Regions from separate parts of the Homo sapiens genome. Here region 2 is linked to region 1. Evidence: read pairs that join two places in POLR2A ChIA-PET (ENCODE). Cell type or tissue: MCF 10A. All regions are shown on one strand. Links, peaks and the distances in the headings refer to the core of each region. The heading gives the core; the rest is flanking DNA.

What was found. Peaks named below come from ENCODE experiments on the same cell type or tissue, not always from the same donor. Only the 100,000 strongest peaks of a DNase experiment are listed, where the experiment ranks them.
Region 2: POLR2A ChIA-PET joins it to region 1 with 5 read pairs; 2 of 35 experiments call an interaction of 5 or more read pairs at or near these places.

Annotation. Positions count from the first base shown.
Region 1 is chr2:143,397,442-143,402,948 of GRCh38, forward strand. The region is part of intron 6 of ARHGAP15 (Rho GTPase activating protein 15); the gene reads left to right. Among named protein-coding and RNA genes, the nearest start is that of ARHGAP15, 270 kb to the left of the region's middle. In MCF 10A, for the core only: no CTCF peak of the experiment used is centred there; DNase peaks (open chromatin) are centred at 680, 1,480 and 2,500.
Region 2 is chr2:143,718,533-143,723,801 of GRCh38, forward strand. The region is part of intron 13 of ARHGAP15 (Rho GTPase activating protein 15); the gene reads left to right. All of the region lies in intron 4 of ARHGAP15-AS1 (ARHGAP15 antisense RNA 1), which reads right to left. Among named protein-coding and RNA genes, the nearest start is that of ARHGAP15-AS1, 55 kb to the right of the region's middle. In MCF 10A, for the core only: no CTCF peak of the experiment used is centred there; no DNase peak of the experiment used is centred there.

The DNA of each region.
Region 1 (5,507 bases), core at 269-5,268:
ATTTTAAAAATTGCTTATTAAAAAATTGCTAAATCTCTTAGATTCTAAAGGAAGAGAATATAAAGTTGATGTATTAGAGATACTGTGTGGAAACAATTAATATGTTAAAATATTGGCAAAAAAAAACGAAGAAGAAATAAAATATAACCCTAGCATTTTTACTTGCAGTCTTCTCATTTTTGCTTAACTTTTTTCATAAATAGCAATTTAACAAAACCTAACACTTTAATGTGACAAAACCAAACACTTTAAGAAAAACTGAGCTCTACAGTGTACTATACCTGATAAGGTGCTGGATGTCACCAACATCATTAATTTCCACTGAGCTGAAATTTCTCTAACATGCAGGTCTATCTCACAATGTTTCATCTTCATTTAGAATATTTGGAGTAGTCCTCTTTAATTATTTGAAATGTATATAGATAGATTCATATCTTCAATGAATTGATTATAAAAATTCTCAAAGAAAGCAAGAAATTATTTTTCTGAGTAACTGGATGAAATCTGTAACCTGAGTGTAGACTCTCATCATTAACTCCTCTCTGCCTTGAAATGTTTTCTTTCTGCTTTTACTGAACTCTTAAATCTGCTTTTTAAAAGTTTCACTATTGTACAAAAGTCCCATAACTATGAGTCATCTTTATTTCATCCTCCCACTTAGCAAATGTAAGAGCAAGAATCAGATTTCATACTCCTCAGCCTAAGCAGTTAGACTCCAAGGTGGACTCAAGAGGTGCTGGGGAAGGCAATTCTGTTTTGTGATTTAGGCAAAGTTAATGTACCACCTCAGTTATGGGTTAAATGTCAATTGCCATAAACTCTAAGAGAATTAAAGTTTCCTAGAATTTTGTATCCTCTACCATTGCTTAAACTCAGCAGCCCAGCTGGGGTTTTGGAAGCTTTCAGCTTTGAGCTTTTGTAGTTGCTAACTCCGCTTGTTGTAAATGCAAACCTGTATTTCCATCTGCAGTGTTGTTGATTTCCTCCAGAAAACACTGAGGCACACTCAGTTCATAGGCACAGATGACTGGGTTAAGAGCTTCCTCCAAGCATAATGCTGTATATGATTGAATGTAAACGACCAACTCTGATCATCACCCACACAGTGGAATGGAAATAAGAGTTGCCGAATGATCCTGAATTTTCTGGTTCATAAACAAACAGAAAATAACAAACCTAATATATTGAGTTTTATGTGCAGTTTGGCCATGAAACAAACTTTCTTCCCCTTGCAATGTTTAATGAGAAGCATCCCTCTCATTGCACTTTCACTTTAGATTTAAACTTCCCTATCTCAAATAATCAATTGTTTATAATAAATGAAAAAAATCCTCATTTTTTTTTTTGAAATGGTTTCTGGCATCTAATTACGGAGGATTTTTGACCTGGCTAGACAGATAATGTTAACACAGCTTCAATACTAAACAAGCCTGAACATGTGTGTGCTTGACTTTTATTAAACTCCTACTGAAGAAACAGATTAATTGGAGGCTGATTCACTGGTGAACAGGCGTTAAAGACAGAAGGACCTTCTCACATTTTGTTCTGTTATCCAGGCTTATGCCATCTCAGGTTGGCAAGGAGATCCCAACTGTAGTGTTTTGAAATATAACTGAAAGAAATTGTAGAATAACAGGTGCAAAAAAAATGCAAACCACTTATAAAAAGTTGATCTCATTCCTTTCTTTTTCTGTTGCCAACTGGCCACCTGACACTTTATGGACTGAGGTACTGCCCAGATAACATTTCACATAATAATATAATGTGGAGGCTGACTATGGAGGTTTGCAGCTGTCGTAATTATCCCTTATACAATTATTACTTTTTTTTTTATCCTTTGAGACATTTTTTCTTTAGAAGAAGAGGGGTACAAGCTGTAAGTAAACCATTTCACTTAGGCTCAAAGAGCACTGAGGCAAAAAAATAAAAAAAAATGCCCTTCTTGGCAGCTTTGCTTCTATCTAAAAAAGCTGGAATTTTATTCCCTGAGGTTTCTTTTGTTGTTTAATGGTTTATGTTCCATAAGATAAGCAAAGCAAAATAATAATAATAACGATAATGATAAAGCAACAAGGAACTAAGTTGCTGGTGAGTTGGAAAAGGGCCTTGTAATGTATTTGTGGAGAACATTACGATTTACAGGGTTTTCCCACGTATTATCTCATTCATAATATCTCTGTGAAATAGGTGCCACCAGATTTTTACAGCTGGGAAAAAAGCCTCTTAAAAAGGTTAAGAGACTTCCTACAGTCGTTCACAGAGTAAGTTAGGCAACCAGAACTCCAACCCAGACCATCTGACTCCGGGTCTGCCTAGGGCTTTTCTAGGAATGTGCCCCTCTGGAAAGCCCCTCAAGCCTTCTGGATCTGATCCTTTTCCTCTATCAGATAAGGACATTGGTGGGAAGATGATCTTGAAATCTCCTTCCAACTTCAAAATGTGATGTTGAAATGTGATTATAAACTACTACAATTATAAAAATAAGCAACAGATTAGTCAACAAATATCTGTTGCAATTTGACTCCAGGCAAGGGTGATCTGTTCAGATCCTCAAAGTCACATCAGCACACACCCAAGTCTAGTTCATATCACTAGGTGGTTCTGTGAACTGGTTGTTTTTTGACAAAGCTCCATTAGTATCATCATTTTCTTCTGTGTAAATACATCTCTGCAAGCCATTAATATAAACAATGAGATGAATGTCTGAGTTTAAGGATTTCAGTGTTATATTTTTTTAAGTCTCAACTGTTAGAAATTAAATGTTACAATAGAAATTTGGGTGGGTTACAGATTTTATCATATTTTAAGGAATTTAGGCTTAAAATAAGGAGAAAATACAATTTGTTGAAAGTGAATGATTGAACTTTTAGGTGGTGGCTCTACAGGAGGAGTTTGCACTTCAAACTACTTTATTTGTAAATAGGGTAAAATTCATTTACTTTAAAGAAGCAAGAAAGAAGAGTTATCTAGTTGTTTGTTTACTGAGACCCTGTATCTTTTCACCAGAGTTTTGAGGTAGTCTATAACTTACATTTTTGTAATTAAGTGCCCTGAGATCACCTGGTGAATTATGAGCTATCACATAAAAATATGCAAGTGCCATGCAAATCCTCATATCCATTCACTTCAAGGTAGGATACACATGCAAAATTGAAATGGACCTATACTAGATATACAGATAACCAAATACGAAGGGAGGCCTTTATTTTCAGTAATTACCTTTAGGAAATACGTTGACTGTGCTGTCTACCTTTAACTTATGGATAGGGTGTTCCGTCCTTCTTATTTAAATTTTATGCTGGATGACAAATAGTTAAGATGACATATAGTAGAGAAAATTGCAGGGTATTGTTTAGTCTCAATTCTCCCCCTATAGGGGAGTTGAGTAGACTTTTCTATATATGTTTTCAACAGCTGATTGGGGACTTATTGATTTTTGAGTACATTTCAGTGTAGAATGAAAGTCCGAGAACTCAGTGAACTTTTTCATCTCTCCACATTCCAAGCCTGGTAAAACCATTCCGCCTGCTAAATGATGTTATAAATATCAAGATTAGTTTCTTCTGAAATCACCAGCGCCAGGTGCATTCCATTTCTCATGTCATATAATATTCTGTTACCAGTGTTCACAGTTTAAGATTTAAAGAATGTGTAGACAAAAAAAAGAGTAAGGACACATAAATGTGACAACTATTTACATATCCTATATAAGATATGCTGGAAAGCAGGATTAATAATTTCTTTTTAGTTTTGTCTTTGTTTTGTTTAGGTGGGGTAGGATGAATGGAGGTAGAAATAAATATTTATAAATTAGCTATTATCTCTATCATAAATAGATAGAAAAATTTAAATATATTACTTGCAAAACCAATGTTATTGTATTTTGTTAGCTGCACTTCCAATGCATAAAAATCTCAGCACTCAAGATGTCCCCATAAAATCTTTCACTAAACCTTTGTTTTAAAGTATTTGAAAGGACATCATTCCATGTGGGAATATTACATACAGCCACTGATTCAACAGTAACTGAGAACTTATGTACAAAACATTCTTTACATATTGACAAATATTTCTAAAAAATGAATTGGTATTTTTTGTTGTTGAGTGTTTCATGAGTGACCTTTACCTCTGTAGACATATGCAGTTTTCAGTTTTTTGGGTGAGACTTTCAAAATATTTTTTTAGAGTGTTCAATGTTAGCAGTGACATTTTTACAGTGATTTCAGAGCCTTGTAGTTTAGAATATTCTATTTGCTTTATTTCTAATTACTTATACCATCCTCGTTTTAAATCCTGTGCAGATGTAATTGACAGTGATGATATACAATATGTATGAAATGAGCTTTTTCCTATCGGTGGTGTGTGTCATGCAAGACTCCATTGCAATATTTACAGTTAAACTAAACTTTTTAGAACGAGCAAAATTGCATTTGTTTTGCAGATTTGCTCATCATTAAATGTGAAACATTTCACATTTGTCTTTTTGAGTAATTGGCTTTTTAAAATGATAAGGTGCTCTGAACACTTGTTATGTGGATAGGTCTGACGTTGTATCCCAGAAATCCATATGCCATACAGACAGAACAGAAGAAAGATATTCACAAGCATGTCACAGATTGGACTAAAGCAAGCCAAAAACCCAAGTGCCATGGCATTAACAATAGCACCAGATTTACTGTCACGATCACAATCTGTGCTGCATCACAGACAGAAGGAGAACTTTTGATAGGTAACACCTCAGTGTTTTTTTAATCTTTTTGGCAAATTATCATTTATCATTATATTTTTGCCTGCCATATAATATTATTACAATGATATAAAAAATGCAGGATACGTTTATTAAGCCCCAACAAAAGAACTGACTTATTCAGTCAGGCCATGTAGGATTAAAGAGAGAATGAGAGGCACAGATATTCTGTTGTTTTATTACAGATCAAACTAAAGTTGGAAAAATAGACAACAGCAAAGGTACTAGGGAAGATTTAGCTTCTTCTGAGTTCGCAAAAGGAAATGGCTTATTAGTGACAGAGAAAACAAAAGAATTAACCTGCTTGGGAACTTGAAAACTCTGATGTTTCCAAAATATGTGGTTCCCCAGGATAAAAACTCACAGCTAATTTTATTTTCTAAATTGGAAGGGGGGGTGGGTGGGGACTATTTTGAGATGTGAAACTGTCCAATCCTTTCTGCTCTGTGTGCGTTTCCCCATGATGCAGATATGAAGAGACCACAATTCACAGGATGTCCCAATAGGTACTAAAAAAAGATTTACAAAATCACAGCTTGAGAAAGAGCCTCATGTTGGGCTGATTGAAGGAAAAACCCCAGAAACACTGCACAGAGATTCCTGGCATCTAATAGAGTAGAGAAACATCAGTCGATTGTTTTTCTTAATTGAAGGTCACTTTGGGACTTCGATGAAAATTTTTTTTCACCTGTTAGCTGTCTACCTGGCTAAGGACATTTCTAGAGGACAACCTATATTTTTCTTATAGAAGAATATATTC
Region 2 (5,269 bases), core at 270-5,269, 320 kb after region 1:
CACAAGTTTTACACTACATTATTGCCCTTGGTATAGAGGTTCCTGTATCTTATTTCTGGTCATTTCTTCTCCTCTTCTATATCCTACCCATATTCTTTTTAACTAAACTGTTTCCTCATACATTTTTCCACTGTTCTCTACCTTTCCTCCCAATATTCATCATCCTCTGCAGATTCTTTCTCTTGTCTGTACTCTGAAAACTCACTTCACATTCAAAACATTGTTGCCTACATCATCTGTCCACACATTTATTCATGAAACAAATACAGGTTGAGTACTTACTGTGTGGTAGATGCTGAGCTGGAAATGAAGACACTTTTACCAGGAAAGCAATAAAGCTCTAGGATCTGGAAGCTTCCCTTCCCATGTCTGGGAGTGTTCACATCCCTCAATCTCATTCTTAATCCCCATTTTCTGGCTCTATATCCTTCCACTTCTAACAGGAATTTGTAAACCAGCCTATTTTTAACAGGCATTAAGTCAGTCCTTCCATTGGACTAAGTAAACCCCTTCTCTTCTTTCTCATTTCAAAGAGACAACAAGTAGAACACGTTGGGACAGAACCGCTGTAAGGGGTGGGCAAGACATAGGTTGGTTCTCTGGCACTGAAAACACCTCTTTTCCTGCTCTCCATGAACTGATGGTCAATAGACGCCTCTTCATAGTCTTCCCTATATCAATTTTGTACATTCATTTCTTTACTTCATTTATTGATTTTCATTTACCTCCCATAGAGTTTGTGATACGAAAAGATAAAGAAATCACTCCAAATGAACTTTTGTCTAATTAATCTGTGTATATGTTGTTGGGCATTAAAACAGATTAAATTTGCTTACATAGTGAAAAGGCATGTAAAGTGATATGTTATCTAAATCAGAATTTTTTTCCATCTGGACACTTCATAGCAATCATTTCACATCTCAGAAAGATTCCATTCTCAAACACATCTCTTCTTTGATAACAGCACAACTCTGCCCTTGCAACTCTGCCCTCTTGGCTTCCTGCTCACCCATCTTTTCCACTTTTCTTTCATTTCCAACTGCCATTCCAGAGCCACGTACTTCCCCTGGTGCTAACTTTTAAGTCAACAGAAGGGAATTCCATTCTCTCTCCTGGTGCCACATTTCCTATTTAGGGCCAGATATTCCCCACAGAGATATTGAGGCATTTTACTGCTAGTTTACATGTCCTACTATATTTTTCTAACTAGTGGGAAAAAAGAAATAAATGTACGCCCTGCCCTCTCTGACCTCATCTTCCTTTCATATCACATTTAAAATAACCAATTCCTGGAGTGGCAAGCTCTTAAAGCAATTCATACTTCCCTGGCAATCACAGAAATGTACCCTTCATCTTGGCAGAGGAAGGCCTATTTCTTCCACCTGTTGTCACATTCTTTTTATTCTCTGCATGGGTTTCCCACACATACACCCTATAATAAGTTAGATAAGGTTAGAAGCAGGTGGCTACATAGAGAATCAAAAGAAATGTTCATTGTCATGTACGAGAAATTTCTGATCCCAAAGCACTTTTTTTTCCAAGAAATGGTAATATATAGAAAATTGGCCTGCAGTTAGTTGTATGTAGGATTGTGGATACTGGGGAGAGTGGGGGCGGGGAAGATGATGACCAGAGAGAGCGTTTTGTTCGTCATGAATGCAGCTACCTGAAAAACACTAGCTAATTAGCAGTCTGTAGCCACACAACACAGCAGTTTAGTATAAGAAGTGAACAATACTTTACCTAATTGAAACTACAGAGCAGACTTAGGTAGGCTGAATGTAATTACACAGATTGGAAGTCAGCCAGGACGCCGAGGTTAACAATCCCTTCACTCACAAAAAGCACCACGGGAACTTTAATGACCACAAGTGGTAAGGGCCGCTATCCTGCAGCCCAGCGAAAGGCCTCACCTCTCGCAACCGAGACTCCATCAGAAGAGCCTAATGGCGTCAACTAATTGCTAGAAAAAAAGACTGCCCTCTATCGACGCAGATGCACCTGTGCCGTGTGACTCATTCACCAAGCACAGTAAACACTTTTAAGTACTAGGGCGAAGGGGGATTCGAATGAATGAGGGCATCGAGGGGGTCAAGTGGTGGACAATAGGAACTGTGAAGTCTCCTCTGCCTGCCGGTCCTGTGGCCAGCACTTCTGCTGCACTAGCTTCCCTAAAAGAGGCACACGACTTCCCAAACTTCAGTGTGCTCACAAACCAAATTACCTAGCAATCTTGTTAAAAAATGCAGATTCTGGGTCGGGCACGGTGGCTCACGCCTGTAATCCCAGCACTTTTGGAGGCCGAGGCGGGCGGATCACAAGGTCAGGAGATCAAGACCATCCTGGCTAACACGGTGAAACCCCATCTCTACTAAACATACAAAAAATTAGCCAGGCGTGGTGGCGGGCGCCTGTAGTCCCAGCTACTCGGGAGGCTGAGGCAGAATGGTGTGAACCTGGGAGGTGGAGCTTGCAGTGAGCCGAGAGCCACTGCGCTCCAGCCTGGGCGACAGAGCAAGACTCCGTCTCAAAAAAAAAAAAAAAAAAATGCAGATTCTGATTCAAGAAGTCTGGGATGAGGCCTGAGATTCTGTACAGAGAACAAGCTCCCAGGTGCCACTGCTGCTGCTGGTCTGCAGACCACACTTTCAGAACAGGATCTAAAGACAAGAAACAGGAGGAGGAAAGAGGTTCTCTGTGGCCAAGAAATCAAAGTCTGGGCTAAAAGAAAGAGGACTTTAACATGGGGTTTGACACCCAGAATTATCAGGTTTGCATCATTTGTCCTAGGAACTAAATGAAGCAGAAACATGGAGTGTCCAAAATAATAATCCAATCCAAAACCCACTCTCAGAATGGCTTTTTCCATGGGGAGAAGAAAAGGTAAAGAACATGGTCTCTGAATGTGCTTTATAAATGAGGTGCCTACTCTGCAAAGTGTCCAGCTGTAGTGCTGTGGCAGGGGGATATCAGCAGTGGTCTGTCAGGACCTGCAAGAGCCAAAAGTGTCTGACTCTCAAGATGAATCAAGAGAAGACAAGATGGCAGAATGCAAATTGTCAAAGCTTAACCTATGAACAAGGATGGGAGTAATAATTTTCCTTCAAATGTTTGCAAAATAAAATCAAAGTTGCTGAAAAACGTGGACCTTTTTAAACTTTTTTTTTTTTTGGAAACGGAGTCTTGCTCTGTCGCCTAGGCTGGAGTGCAGTGGCGGGATCTTGGCTCACTGCAAGCTCCGCCTCCCGGGTTCAAGCAATTCTCCTGCCTCAGCCTCCTGAGTAGCTGGAACTACAGGCGCCCACCACTGCGCCCAGCTAATTTTTTGTATTTTAGTAGAGACAGGGTTTCACTGTATTGCGCAGGCTGTTCTCGAACTCCTGAACTCAGGCAATCCACCGGCCTCGGCCTCGGCCTCCCAAAGTGCTGGGATTACAGGCTTAAACTTATGTTATGCAAACATGGTTTACTGCTGTGCTACCTAGACTTCCATAATAAAGCCTCAGTATAGCATTAAAAACTTAATTGTTGGTTAGATTAATTTGTATTCTTTAGTTATTTCCTCAATGCTTTTTATACTAATTTCTATGTATTTTGTGACTTCTTAATGACAGAATTCACTTTAGATACTTGAAAAGAAACACACACACACACACACTCACACACACACACACGGCAAGACCCAATTAATCACTGGTTGGTGCAGTATGGTTTTCTACGTTTAGACATGCTGCAAACATGTTGTAAACTAGATAAGGCTGGAGTTTAAATATACATTTATCCTAATATATACCTCATCAGTATAGCTGTAAAAAATGCCGTTACTTGCCAACAATATATAAATTTAGGATATCCTTCAAAATTTATCATTTGAAGTGTTCAGCTACCTGAAGCTGGCAGGGCAAAGTACATATACAAGCAGAAGCACATAAGCACCAATGAATGAAGCATGCCTATGGAGTGCCTGCTCTGTGTTCCATACTATACGCAGGAAAGTGGAGAAGATAAAAGTGTGCAATCGGAAGTCTAAGGTTTTGCCTTTGCAGTGCTACTAATGTAACAGGAAGGGAACAAAACACTTAAGAAAAAACAGAACAGAGACTAATTAACTGTTAAACAGTATGTGCAGCCTGTAATTCAAATGAGAAATGGGCTGAAAGAGTTGAGAAGTCTCCAGTGAAAGGTGGAGCTGGTGAGATTTGGATGTTCCATGGAGTGGCTGGAGAAAAACCAAGAGGGAACCAGGATATAGGTGTGAGCAGCCTGTCCTGTGGCCAGAGGCAAAGGAGAAGGAGAGACCTGAGTGCAGGGTGGGGCCAGGTTATGGGTGGGGCTGGCAGAAACTTTTCTTGGAATCTGACATCTCAGGCTATAGGAAACCAAGGCAGGTTACTGAGCAGTTGAAAAATTTCTGCTTTTGTATTTAAGTACAGTCACACACCACATAATGACACATCCATCAATAATGGACCTTACATATGATGGTGGTCCCATGAGATTATGACACTGAATTTTTGCTGTATCTTTTCTATATTTCAATACACAAATACCACTGTGTTAAAACTGCCTGCAGTATTTAGTACAGTAACATGCTGTGCAGGTTTATAGCCTAGGAGCACTAGCCTAGGTATGTAGTAGGCTATACCATCTAGGCTTGTGTAAGTACACCCTATAATGTTCACATAACTGTGAAATTGCCTGATGATGCATTTATCAGAATGTATCCCCCTCGTTAAGTGACACACTGCCATCTCAAACAACCTATCCATTGGTCCTATGTGAAATGGACTTAGGGATGGAGGGGCTGAAGGAGGAGGCTGGGGCTGAAGGAGGATGCTGGAGCAAAGCCGGAAAGCCAACAGTTCTCTTAACGTGACTACGGAGCAATTGTTTTGGTGTTGGCTGTGGAGCTCATTGGGAAGAGAGGAATTCCTAGGGCAGCTTTGAAGTAGGTCAGGAGTATTCGCTGGTATTTTTGATATGAATCTCCACAAAGGACTGGAAAGAGTCCCAGACAGTGCCACAGGGTGCAATCTATAGATTAAAGAGAGTGGTGGTGCCACTGATAAAACCAGGTCATCTGTGTACTCTTACTGAGCACCTACTGTATGCCAGGCACTGTTCTAGGAGCTTATCACACATCGGTCAACTTAACAAAAACCATCCTTGCCCTCATGCAGGTTAAAAGGGGGAGTCAGTTACAGCCTTTTGCGTAGGAATGACATGAACTGACTTCCGTTTTAAAGGATCACTGTGTTGATAGTACATT